Linked DNA regions of Homo sapiens: region 2 is linked to region 1. The links are chromatin contacts, found by Hi-C or POLR2A ChIA-PET in ENCODE. All regions are on one chromosome and are shown on one strand. Each heading gives the region's core, a stretch centred on a gene start or an enhancer-like site at or near the end of the contact. The rest is flanking DNA. Distances are from core to core; before and after follow the strand shown. Region 1 overlaps C13orf46 (chromosome 13 open reading frame 46). Region 2 overlaps CDC16 (cell division cycle 16).

What was found. Hi-C counts contacts between places; a loop is a spot of excess contacts on that map. ChIA-PET counts read pairs that join two places held with the same protein, here RNA polymerase II (POLR2A). Pooled maps may share reads with other maps.
Region 2: a pooled map shows a loop between it and region 1 (4-fold over the local background). The contact joins two enhancer-like sites. A Hi-C loop is called at or near these places in 2 of 50 pooled maps. POLR2A ChIA-PET finds 5 or more read pairs at or near these places in 4 of 52 experiments (MCF 10A, activated T-cell, endothelial cell of umbilical vein and 1 more).

Annotation. Positions count from the first base shown.
Region 1 is chr13:113,948,995-113,954,983 of GRCh38, forward strand. It overlaps C13orf46 (chromosome 13 open reading frame 46), which reads right to left. Exons shown (of 7, transcript NM_001365455.2): 7 at 4,711-5,989. Among named protein-coding and RNA genes, the nearest start is that of C13orf46, 22 kb to the right of the region's middle. Within about 2 kb of position 2,282, at least 4 of the 41 ENCODE cell types and tissues checked have a DNase peak (open chromatin) inside an H3K27ac peak, as active enhancers do.
Region 2 is chr13:114,255,546-114,261,534 of GRCh38, forward strand. CDC16 (cell division cycle 16) reads left to right here. Exons shown (of 18, transcript NM_001078645.3): 13 at 1,533-1,685; 14 at 3,790-3,853. All of the region lies in intron 2 of LOC105370384 (a long non-coding RNA gene), which reads right to left. Among named protein-coding and RNA genes, the nearest start is that of MIR548AR, 14 kb to the left of the region's middle. Within about 2 kb of position 4,611, at least 5 of the 41 ENCODE cell types and tissues checked have a DNase peak (open chromatin) inside an H3K27ac peak, as active enhancers do.

The DNA of each region.
Region 1 (5,989 bases), core at 1,032-3,531:
GGAACCAACCATGTAATTAGAGAGGAACTTCCAGCCCCCCTCACCGCCCCCACTCCTGGGAGGGGCCAGAGATTGAGTTTGTGTTCAATCACCAATGACCAATGACTTAATCAATCATACCTGTGTAATGAGGCCTAGATAAAAACTTTTGGGCATCAGGGTTGGGGAGCCCCCAGGCTGGGGAGCCCCCACGGTGCTCAGAGATCAGTGCCCACCTCCCCACTCTCTTCACTGAGCTGTTCATGGGTTTCCTTCATAATAAGCATGATTGTACGTAAAGCACTTTCCTGAGCCCTGGGAGGTGTTCTAGTGAATCTGAGGGGATGTAAAGTTCCCCAAATCTGCAGTTGTCAGGAGTGAGTGTGGGTTGCCTGGGTACCCATGTACGGCTGTCATCAGAAGTAGGGGCAGAGTCTTGTGGGACAGAGCCCTTCACCTTCAGGGTCTGTGACACTCCAGGTCGTCAGTGTCAGAAGAGTGTGTGTGACTCCCCAAAACAGGAAGGGCCTTTGAGATGAAGACGATTAAGAAGAAACAGGTCCAGGAGTGCTCTCCGGATTCCTCTTTTTGCCTAAAGCAGGGCATAGATTTACAAAGACAAAGGGCATTCTGTCCCCTCTTGCAGGGAGAACAAAGGCTAAGCCCTGAAGACAGTGTCAGGCCCTCACACCCGCAGATGCCCCGACAAGCTGTGCTCCCAGCCTCTGCCAGTCCTGTGCCTGGCCCCAAGCTGCCCACAGAGGGACCTCGGTGCTCCCATCTGTGGAGTGGGGTCATCACTCATGTCTCAGGCACCTTGGTGCTCCCATCGCCCCCTGCCTTGGGGACCTTGGTGCTCCCATCTGTAGAGTGGGGTCATCATTCTTGCTTGAGGGACCTCAGTGCAACCATCTGTAGAGTGGGGTCCTCACTCCCTGCCTCAAAGACCTCAGTGCTCCCATCTGGAGAATACGGTCATCACCCCCACCTCGGGGACCTCAGTGCTTCCATCTGTAGAGTGGGGTCCTCGCCCCCTGCCTCGGGCACCTCGGTGCTCCCATCTGTAGAGTGGGGTCATCACTCTTGCCTGAGGGACCTCAATGCACCCATCTGTAGAGTGGGGTCATCACCCCCTGCCTCAGAGACCTCGGTGCTCCCATCTGGAGAATATGGTCATCACCCCCACCTTGGGGACCTCACTGCTCCCATCTGTAGAGTGGGGTCCTCACCCCCTGCCTTGGGAACCTCGGTGCTCCCATCTGTAGAGTGGGGTCCTCGCCCCCTGCCTCGGGCACCTCGGTGCTCCCATCTGTAGAGTGGGGTCATCACTCTTGCCTGAGGGACCTCAATGCACCCATCTGTAGAGTGGGGTCATCACCCCCTGCCTCAGAGACCTCGGTGCTCCCATCTGGAGAATATGGTCATCACCCCCACCTTGGGGACCTCACTGCTCCCATCTGTAGAGTGGGGTCCTCACCCCCTGCCTTGGGCACCTCGGTGCTCCCATCTGTAGAGTGGGGTCATCACCCCCTGCCTGCCCCTCAAGGTGTTCAGGGCCAGAAGGGCTGTGTCCTGCCTCTCCCCAGAGTGGCCTGGCTTCTGTCCCTGAGGAGTTGCTTTCACATTGCCCTTTTCAGACCTGGACACAGCATTGCAACACGGAGAGTTGACCTCCCAGCCCAGACCAGCCCAGGTGCCTCTGCCCCTGTGTGCACCAGGGCTGGCCCCGCCTCTCCTGCAGGGCCCTGGGCAGCTTTCTCCCACAGCTGGGTCTGGGGTTCAGCAGGAGCCGGCGCCCAGGGGAGACACAGGAGAGACTCCCTCCCGCTCCAGGGCACGGGAGTCCTGCCGTCTCTGGTGAACCTTGCACCCACCACAGCCTTCAGAACCAGAGCCAGAGAGAAGACCCTGTCTCCCGGCAGAGCCACCCTTCCCCGGGGCCCCGGGATGTCCGTGGCGCTGGCGAGGCTTGGGAAGGCCGGGCGTTCAGAGGAACTCGGGATGTCCACGGCTGAGGGTTTTGTGGGGTCACGTGGGAAGGACACAGGGGAATTTCCACACCATTCACAGCACAGGGTTTCCCATGGGGGCTCTCTAGGCTGAGGCCTGTGGGGCCCTCATGGGCGTGTGGTCCTGGTGTGGGGAGGCCCAGCCTCTATGAGGTGATCATCATAAGGGACGTAGTGACAGCCCCGTCCCCCTCCAGCGAATGCTCAGCTGGGGAGGAGGTATGGAAATCCTGCCTTCCTTGCTTGGATCTCGGGTGTCTGTGGTTTCCAGGACGGAAACAGGCAGCCTGAGCCCTCAGCACCGGGGCCCCCACGGGGTGGTGCTGTTGGCCAGGGAGGAAAGAAGGGCAAGGTCGTCCCTGCGGGCCGGGCTGGAGCCGGGCGGGGCCTTTGCTTGTGGGAGGCGCCCGACGTCCCTTCGTGGACTGCGTGTGGATGGAACTGCTTTGGCCTCGGCTCTGCCCGGCCACACAGTGCCAGCACCACTCCCCCCCGCCGCCACCAACAGCACTGCCCACTCGGGGGAGATCCCGGCCGGGTTTCCAGACCTCAAGACTGAAAGGCATAGAGGGGCCCAGCCAGGCCCAGGCCCCAGCGCCTGCCCCAAGGCTGCACTCGCTCCCCGCCCCCCATGCCCTGCTCCCCAAGCCTCCTCCAGGCCCCAGCGCCTGCCCCAAGGCTGCATTCATCCCCCTGCTCCTCCTCCAGGCCCCACTGTAGTCACTCACAGGCGTCGCCAGGCCATGGCGCTGCGGCCCTCCCATTTCAAAGTGGTTGCCTTTTTTGCGAAACTCCACGTAGAGATGTGCTGAACTCGACTGTCTACGACGCCCAGAGGGAACGGGGCTCCAAGAGGCTGGGGACCGGCGGCACCTGCTGCTCTGTGTTCAGCACTCCGGACAGGGCCTGGCAGGGGCCACAGTGCAACGCGACCCCACTCTCGTAAGACAACCTATGCCTCTCTCCGTATATGGCACCATCTATATGCACAGGGATTGAATACATGGTCCCGTGTGTGGGCATCTAAACCCAGACAGAGAAAACTCTGGAAAGAACACACGATTGTTCCGACAGCCCCCAAGGAACCAGAACGTTGAACTGAGACTCGCCCTTTCCCACATCACCTGCAGTGAAAACACACAGAACACTTGGCAGGGGTGGGGGTGACACGGCAGGGAAGAGGTGGCCAGTGGCACGGACACAGGTGTTTGGAGCCCGGCAGGGACACAGCCAAGGTGTAGCTGGCGTGGCTGGAGGAACTGCGCCGGCTCAGGGTCTGTGCTGCTGTGTGGCCGCCGCTCCCGCCTGCCCAGGGCCGCTGTGTGGCCACCCCTCCGCCTGCCCAGGGCCGCTGTGTGGCCGCCGCTCCCGCCTGCCCAGGGCCGCTGTGTGGCTGCCGCTCCCGCCTGCCCAGGGCCGCTGTGTGGCCGCCGCTCCCGCCTGCTCAGGGCTGGGTTCCAAGGGGGCCACCTCGGAGGTGCAGGCACCATGTGGGGCTGGGCCATCTCCCCCAGCCTGGGAGGGCTCTGACAGCCTCGCTCACTTACTGGAATCTGCACAGGTCAGGGGCCAGTGGGGACTGAGGATAAAACTGAGGCAGACTGGGCCTGGGGCAACGGGGGCCACCACCCCAGGACCACTGGCCGGCCCTAGAAAGCCCAGGCGGCATCTGTGCCCCATAGGACTGAAGGCCAAGGGCAGCGTCCTTCTAGGGGGAGCCTGGGCTTCCACCCCTCCCTGGATGTCACCACAGCTGATTTGCTGAGCTCAGGGCTGTGCATCTACAGGGGGTTCCTGCCCTGGGCCCCTGCCTGGTCCACTCCATCGACCCCAGCGCTGCTGCCTGAGCCTCTCAGCCCAACGGGCCGGGCAGCAGCAGGAACACGCTCATGCTGGGCGGGGCGGCGGGGCAGAGGCAGCCCCCGGCCTCAGCAGCATCAACCACGTGGCAGGAGCTGCTCTCGGGCTCTGCGGCGCGTAGACCTGTTTCCTCAGGGATGTCTCCTGCTCCCCACAGTCTCCAAAGCCCAGCCTCGTCCCCTCCACTAAGACGGGGCTTGGCCTCACCGCTGACCATCCTGGACGCTGACTGCCGCTGCCAGGACCCTCTGAGTTCAGCGCCCACTGAGCCCTTCCCCAGACCCCCGGCCTGGCACAAGGCAGCCCCATTCCTTGGGTGTGTGGCTGCTGAGTGCCCTGAACAGCTCGCTCGGGACCTGCCCGCTTCTCTGATGGGAGTTGGGGCCCAAGCCAGGTGGCCACTCACATCCCACAGGGCGTGTGCCTGCGCCACGGAAATCTCCCTGAGGTAGGAAGGTGTGAGCCAGGCCTGGCCGCCCTGGAGTGCCCAGAATCAAGGCTCAGAGGAGCAGCACGTGGAACTTTACCCCCCGTGGCAACAATCACCTCTCCGGGGTCCCAGGAGTCAGCCCTTCCCACCCCAGCACTGGCCCTGATCAGCTCTTCCCCCGGACACTGTGACCCCCACCCCACCAGACAGTGAAGGAGGAACAGAATTACCCTGGGTTTGAGGAAATGAGCTCAGAGCCCAACAGAAGGCAAAGGCGCGTCTGACTCTGGAAGGCTCACATTCTAACAGCTAAGCCACTGCCAAGCTCCTGTGTCTGCAGAGCCATGGGACCTCCCTGTCCTAGAGGTGGCTGCCGCCAGCATACCCAGAATGAGGCCAGCCACACGCGGCGACAGGACGAATACACGGGTGGACAGACTCATGCCGATGTTTGCTCTGTGGGGGAGGGTGCTGGGAGCCACCCGGCAGAGCTGCCGCCTCCTGCCCCACCAAGGGGACAAACCAACCGTATTTCCGGAAGCTTCTCTGGGTGCCTTTCTGGTTGGCACAGTTGGAGGCCGCAACTGAGTCACACCCAACTGCCCGGCAGCCTGTCCAGGACAGCCCGTCCAGGGCCCATTTCCGGTTGTCTGGGAAATGATGACTCTGGGGCCGATGGGCACTTATCTTCTGTGGTGTCTTTCAGTCAAGGGTGGGTGCTGGCTTTGGGGGGTCCCCTTTCTCTCTGCAGCCTGGATGGTGCCCCACTTTGATCAGAGGAAACTACCCAGTGGGACAAGCTCTGCGTGGCATGCGGCTCCCTGAAAAGGGCCCCTCCCTCCCTGGCTGAGTGATGGGCAGAGCTCACCCTCTGGGAGCCTCTGCATTATCATGTGCACCACAGGGACGGCCCCCATGTGTCTCCACGGGAATAGACAGTGCACACAGCATCTCCGCCTGTGGCCTCTGACTGCCTTAGAGACACCCGGATCAGAGATGCTGCAGGTCACCTGCCCGTGCCCTCCTGTGCACATGTGTGGTATGTACGAGCATGTATGTGCTGTGTACATATGAATATGCACGTGTGCGTGTCTGAACGAGAGGGCTCTGGGTGGATTCTGGTGAAACTCGTCTTACAGGCATGTCCTGGAGCCCCCCACACCCCTAGGAAGACTCCCTCTCCTCCTCTGAGTGGGGAGCATGTGGCTTCCCTCCAGGGACAGATCCTAGTGCCAGCACCACAGTCTCTGTTGCTCTCGCAGTCACAGCCGGGGCTCAGCTGCGTCCACCGTGCTCCTGGCTCCTGCAGGGACTTTGGTGACACAGCAGATGCTCCATCCCTGCCCTGCACCTCTCACTCCTGCCTGGTGGGGGTGCTTCCAGGAGCTGCAGCTCACACGAGGCCCACAAAGGGCTGAGCCTCCCCTGCTGTGCCCCAGGGGCCTCTGTCCCCACCCAACAAGCCACTGAGCAAGAGGCCAGGGCAGGAAGGGGCTGGAGTCCTCCAGCTGGTGGAGACGAGGAGCAGCTGGTGGAGACGAGGAGCATCCGGTGGAGATGAGGAGCATCCGGTGGAGATGAGGAGCATCTCGTGGGGAGGAGGAGCATCTGGCAGAGACGAGGAGCATCTGGCGGAGACGAGGAGGAGCATCTGGCGGAGACGAGGAGGAGGATCTGGCGGAGACGAGGAGGAGGATCTGGCGGAGACGAG
Region 2 (5,989 bases), core at 3,361-5,860, 310 kb after region 1:
GGAGTATTTTGGATTTTCAGAATAGGGATGCATAAATTCCAAAATTAAAAAAAAAAAACCTGAAATCCCAGACACTTCTGGTCTCAAGCATTTCTGATGAAGAATACTCAACCTGTACATAGAGTCTCACTCTCTTGCCCAGGCTGGAGTGCAGTGGCACCATCACAGCTCACTGCATTCTCAAACTCCTGGGCTCAAGGGATCCTTCCGCCTCAGCCTCTCAAGTGTCTGGGACTACAAGCCCATACCACCACGCTTGGCTAATTTTTTATTACTTTTTAGAGATGGGGTCTCACTGTGTGTCATAAACTCCTGGGCTCAAGCATTCCTTTCACCTTAGCCTCCCAGAGTACTGGGATTACAGGTATGAGCCCAGGGGGCTCTTTTAGGAGCTACCAGACAGGTCAAATAGCAGCAGTTCCCTGTGGGGTGTTTGAGGAACTCTAAATTAATTCTGCTTTCTCCAATGGCTGCTAGGCTAATGGCTTTACAACGGCTGTTGTTATGAGACTGCTTGTTTTTAAGGTTAATGCAAAGCTAGGGAAAGGGAGATGGGAATAAGACAAGTTAAAGCAGCACAAAGTTGTTCTTACTGAGATTTAGCCATCTTTTCTTGAATATACACTCCTCAGATTGTTTTAAGAGCTTGGTTACCTTCCAAAGTTCTGAAAAAATTGGTTTTGATAATTTTTGCCAGTGTTGTTGTTGCTTCTATGGATGAATAGATTTTTGGAGTCCTTATGCTGCCATTTTGAAAGTACTTCTACCAGGTGTAAATATTTTTAAAGAATTTGTCATGACCTTCTGTAGAGGATATAATCTTAATTTGAGTTATGACTCTAGATTAGAACCAAAGCACACACCAAGCAATCAGTATTTATTGATGTTCTGAGATCATCATCAAGGAAAGATTGTCTTATTACACTTGCTTTAATGCAATCACTGATCCCAATCGTGTGAACAGATGAAAATTCAATTAAAAAGTAGTTCTGACTCTGCCTAGAACTGTCTCAGAAGGTGGGAAAATTGAATCAATACACAGGGCATTATTCATAACTCTTCTGCATAGAACTGATTATAATGGGAATTCACAGAAGGGAGAGCATTTATGTTAGAAAAGTCAGAGGTAGCTTCATAAAGGGAAGTAGAAGTTGAACCCAATCTTGAAGGATAAATGGTGGTGAGTAAATAAGAGGAAGACCAGTGTCGGCTGGGGCATGACATTAGCATCAAGGAGGAAGACAGCACCACAGAGACCTGCCCTTTTGCTTTAGAGAGTTTTTGTTTTTTTACTGTGGAATAATAATGAAAATTAAAGGTAAATAAGTTGCAGATAGATTCTAGAAGTGGCAGCTGATTAGTCCAAAGCCCATTAGGCATTCATTAAATATTTGTAAATTAAGAGAAAAAAGTAAATGCTGTGTTTTGGCTACCTTTAAATTATTTTGCAGATAGGATTTGAAGTTGACAGATTAATTTCTGCTAAATCACAGTTTTTGGTGTTGAATATGTGAAATTTTCCAATTTTTTAGGTGTCATTTGCCTATGCTGTATATTGGATTAGAATATGGTTTGACCAATAACTCAAAACTAGCTGAAAGGTTCTTCAGCCAAGCTCTGAGCATTGCACCGGAAGACCCTTTTGTTATGCATGAGGTCGGCGTGGTTGCATTTCAGAATGGAGAGTAAGTACTGGAAGACCAGAAACCCTTCTGTTAACTAGTGATTGTAAATACAGTAGGTGATCACTAGAGTTCACTGACAAAAGCGACTCTTCAGTAGATTTGTACTTTTAAATGTTCTATTTTAGGAGAAGGAGATAGAAAAAAAAGAGAGAAACTGTTATCTTGGATTTCCTTAAAAATTCTAAACCCAGGTTTTGGTCTTTTTTTGATCTGAGCTACCACTTCTTTTCTTACATGATTGGACAGTTCAGATTACACATACCCCACAGTGTGGCTGGGGGCACTGTGGAATCCTTAGTTATCTCTGTGTTGATAAGGAGTTGAATTTACGTATTTGAGAAGAATTTGACATGGTTTTTGAAACAAAAGTGTTTTCTATTTAGTTACTAGTAAGTCAGAAAATTTAATTCCTGGTCAGTGTAGGCTTTACTGTACTCTAGAATATTTGTAGAATAAGTGATTTGGTGTTATACTCAAAGAGAAAAATGTATGTAATCCTTTGCATTTCATGATATACAAATTTTAAAATGGTAAATTAGTTTCAGTTTTTTTTGGTTTTTGTTTTTGTTTTTTTGAGATGGAGTCTCGCTGTGTTGCCCAGGCTAGAGTGCAGTGGCGCATTTTCAGCTCACTGCATTCTCTGCCTCCCAGGTTCAAGCGATTCTCCTGCCTCAGCCTCCTGAGTAGCTGGGATTACAGATGCCCACCACCACGCCCGGCTAATTTTTGTATTTTTAGTAGAGACAGGGTTTCACCATGTTGGTCAGGCTGGTCTCGAACTCCTGACCTGGTGATCCGCCTGCCTCAGCCTCCCAAAGTGCTGGGATTACAGGTGTGAGCCTCCACGCTCGGCTGTAAATTAGTATTAATACTACTACAGTGTCATTTATGGCATGTATGTGTTCTAAAAAATGGGTTATCTAGGTATTTTTTAAAAGTTTGAAGCTTTAAAATAAATAGTAATCTTTTAATATAATACAGTAATCATCAGTATTTGCGAATTTGCCTACTCATTAAAATTTATTTGTAACCGCCAAATCAGTTCCTGAGGTGCTTTCTGAGCCATTGGCAGACATGCCCAGGGCTGGGAGAAAGCTGGGTCTCCTGGCACACACACTTCCAGCTGGAGTCTAAGAAGGCAACGCTCTGCCTTTTTTCCCAGTTCAACTATAAACCAGTGTACTTCTTGTGGTCTATTTAGTGCCACAGTTTTCACATTTTTGTGCTTTTTGTTGATGATTTCACTGTTTTGAAATAATCCCCAAGCTTAGTGAAATGCTATCTAGTGTTAATTGTGATACACTTTTGTGTTACAGAGGAAACACATGTATTAGAGAAGCTTCATTCAAGCAGGCATCAGTATTTATAGTGCTGCTGGCCCTGACTTCAATATTGATGAATCAACAATATGTATCAAATAAGACGTCTTTAAATAGAAACACACATAAAACAAGGTTACGCATTGATCAATTAGAGAAAATGTGACCAGAGAATTGCAGGAATCTAACTGTATTTCCCCTGGCAGCCGCGGTTCAATATTTGCTAACTCAGTGTACACAGTGACTTTATAGAACATAAATACTGTGGTTGGGTGCGGTGGCTCCCGTCTGTAATCCCAGCACTTTGGGAGGCCGAGATGGGCATATTGCTTGAGGCCAGGAGTTTGAGACCAGCATGTGCAACATGGCGAAACCCCATCTCTACTAAAAATACAGAAATTAGCCAGGGATGGTGTTGTACACCTGTAATCCCAGCTGTGTCAGGAGGCTGAGGCACAAGAATCACTTAAACCCGGGAGGCAGAGGCTGCAGTGAGCTGAGATCGCACCACTGCACTCCAGCCTAGGTAACAGAGTGAGACTCTTAAAAAAAAAAAAAAAAAAAAGGAATATAAATACTGTATCTCCCAAAATCTTGAAATCTTGAACTCTTGATATTAATGCCGTAAAATTAATCATTTGTGACTTAACTTTGAATTTTTATAATTATTTCCAGCAGTTTACCCCATTGCATTTTAGTACTACTAGAAAGGTAATCAAAAATTTTTTTAAAGTTTATATTTGCTAATTTCGAATAATCTGCAACCTTTTTTCCTTTCATTTTAGATGGAAAACAGCCGAAAAATGGTTTCTTGATGCTTTGGAAAAAATTAAAGCAATTGGGAACGAGGTATTCTTTGTAGTACCTGTAAATATACACATATACACCCCTGAGTGTTTACTGTTAAATGAGGAAAACAACACAGAAATCTCTTGCCTTCGAAGATAGTAACCTGATATTTTCATAACAAGCGGCTGTTAATGTTTGCATTGTCAGTTAACTGTTTTACCACATGGTAAGAAATGAGTTTTTTCCCTAAGAGGGCAAGTGTTGGCGTTTGCTTCTTAAATGGGCTCTAGCTTTGAAACGTGAGAGGCATCAGAATAGATTGGGTGATTATTTGAAGCTAGGAATAGTCATTGGGTCACGGAAACAATTGGGCACTGTAGCGTCAGATGTAATATTCCTCTAGAACTTCAGAGAGCTTCTTTGACTGAAGGGTAAATAAAGTATAGCAGCAGGTCCCACTTCTGAAAGGATAGGGATGGGATAGGTATTACTGAAATTCACACCTTTTGTTGCTGTTACTGCATACTGAGTGTGTATTTGGGCCTTTCCATTTTAAAATATTTGACTGCTTCTGTTGTATGAACGATCCCGTGAATTGGTGCTTATGAGTTAACCTAACAATTATCAAGGATGTGTATATACTGATATTACTTAAAAGTAGTAACAGTTTTAGATACCATAAACTTGCATAGTAAGAGATTTGCATGATGCTCTTCTGTTTCATTCGTGCCTGTTTTGTTTCATTCTATTCTGATTTTCACTTCTCAGCTTCCTGCTGTTACTGTTTGTGCACACCTGCCCACAGTTTTCTTCTCCCTTGGCTGTTAGCTCTCTCTGCTGTTACAGACACAGCTTTGCCTCCCTGCCAAGCGATCTGCCTGTCCCCATAGACACAGCTTTGTTTACTTTGGTCTCTCATGTCATCTGAACTTATAAACACTATTTCTGTGTTTGCACATGCGTGTATATAAAGCAGGTGCCTCTGTCGCATAGTCTTGGGTAGTTCTGGATAATCCAAGTGTTTTGTTAATAGGGGATTGCCACTTGCCACCTTGTCAGTTTTCTAAGAAGTGACTGCCTTATGCCCCAGACGGGCTCAGCAGCATCAGCATCACCTAGAAGCCTGCTAGAAGTGCAGAATCTCAGACCAACTGAATCAAAATCTGCAGTTTTAGCGTGATGCCCAGGGGATTATCACGCACAGAAAAGTTTTGAGAAGCACTTTCCTAAACCATACTTAAGTTGAGCCTGTATTCTTTGATGATTAAGGGGCACTAAATTTAGAGTCTTACAGAAACTTAATGGTTTTAAGTATGAAAGCACAACACTATTGAAATGTCAAAATGCTCATTAAAAAGTTATACGAAGAGGGGGAAAATATTGACTTTATTAGAAACTGCAGCAAATGTCAAAGAGAAACAGTCATGCCTAAGAGTCATTAAATGATTTGTTTTTCATTCACATGGGCTGTGCCTCCTAGAACTGGTCTCAATAGAGTTAGAGAATCTGTGGCTCAGGTCTGTTCATTCATTTAGTTGACATATATTTAATGAGTGTCAGCCATGCCATAGGCTCTGAGCTAGGCCTTGGGATGCAAAGGGGAATGAGTTTACTATTTCCTGACCTCAGATCAACTGGCGAATGTAAGTACGTAAATTGACAGTGAAAATACGGTGCAATTGAGGAACTAAAGGTGCCCACAGAGAAAGGCAGTTCACCCAGAAATGAGCCTTTTGCATACACCTCAGTCCTGAAAGTCATCAGACATCAGCTAGGCAAAAATTAGGGCAAGGGTATTCCAGTGTTTGCAAAAATTGGAGCTAATTCATTATGGCTTGGATTTTGAGTTCACAGAGAATGTCAAGGAGTGGGTCAGGAGGGTTAAGTGTGGATCACTAAAGGCCCAGAATGAAAGAGTTTGTGCCTTATCCTGAGGAGAATGGGAAAACAAAAGGGATTTAAGAAGGAAACAACCCGGTCAGACTTTTATGATTGGGGCCCAGATTTGACTCTGTTAATGAGGAAGGTGAGGACTAAATAGGTTGGAGTTATGCCTAGCAATTAGAAGGAACCAGCCCTGGTGTGCCTCATGGAAGGGTCAGAGGGGGTGGGGGTGCCATTCACTGACTGGAGGGGCACTCAGAAGCAGTGAGGTCAGGGGCTGGGATGGCCAGGGAGAGATGGGTGTGGTGTGTG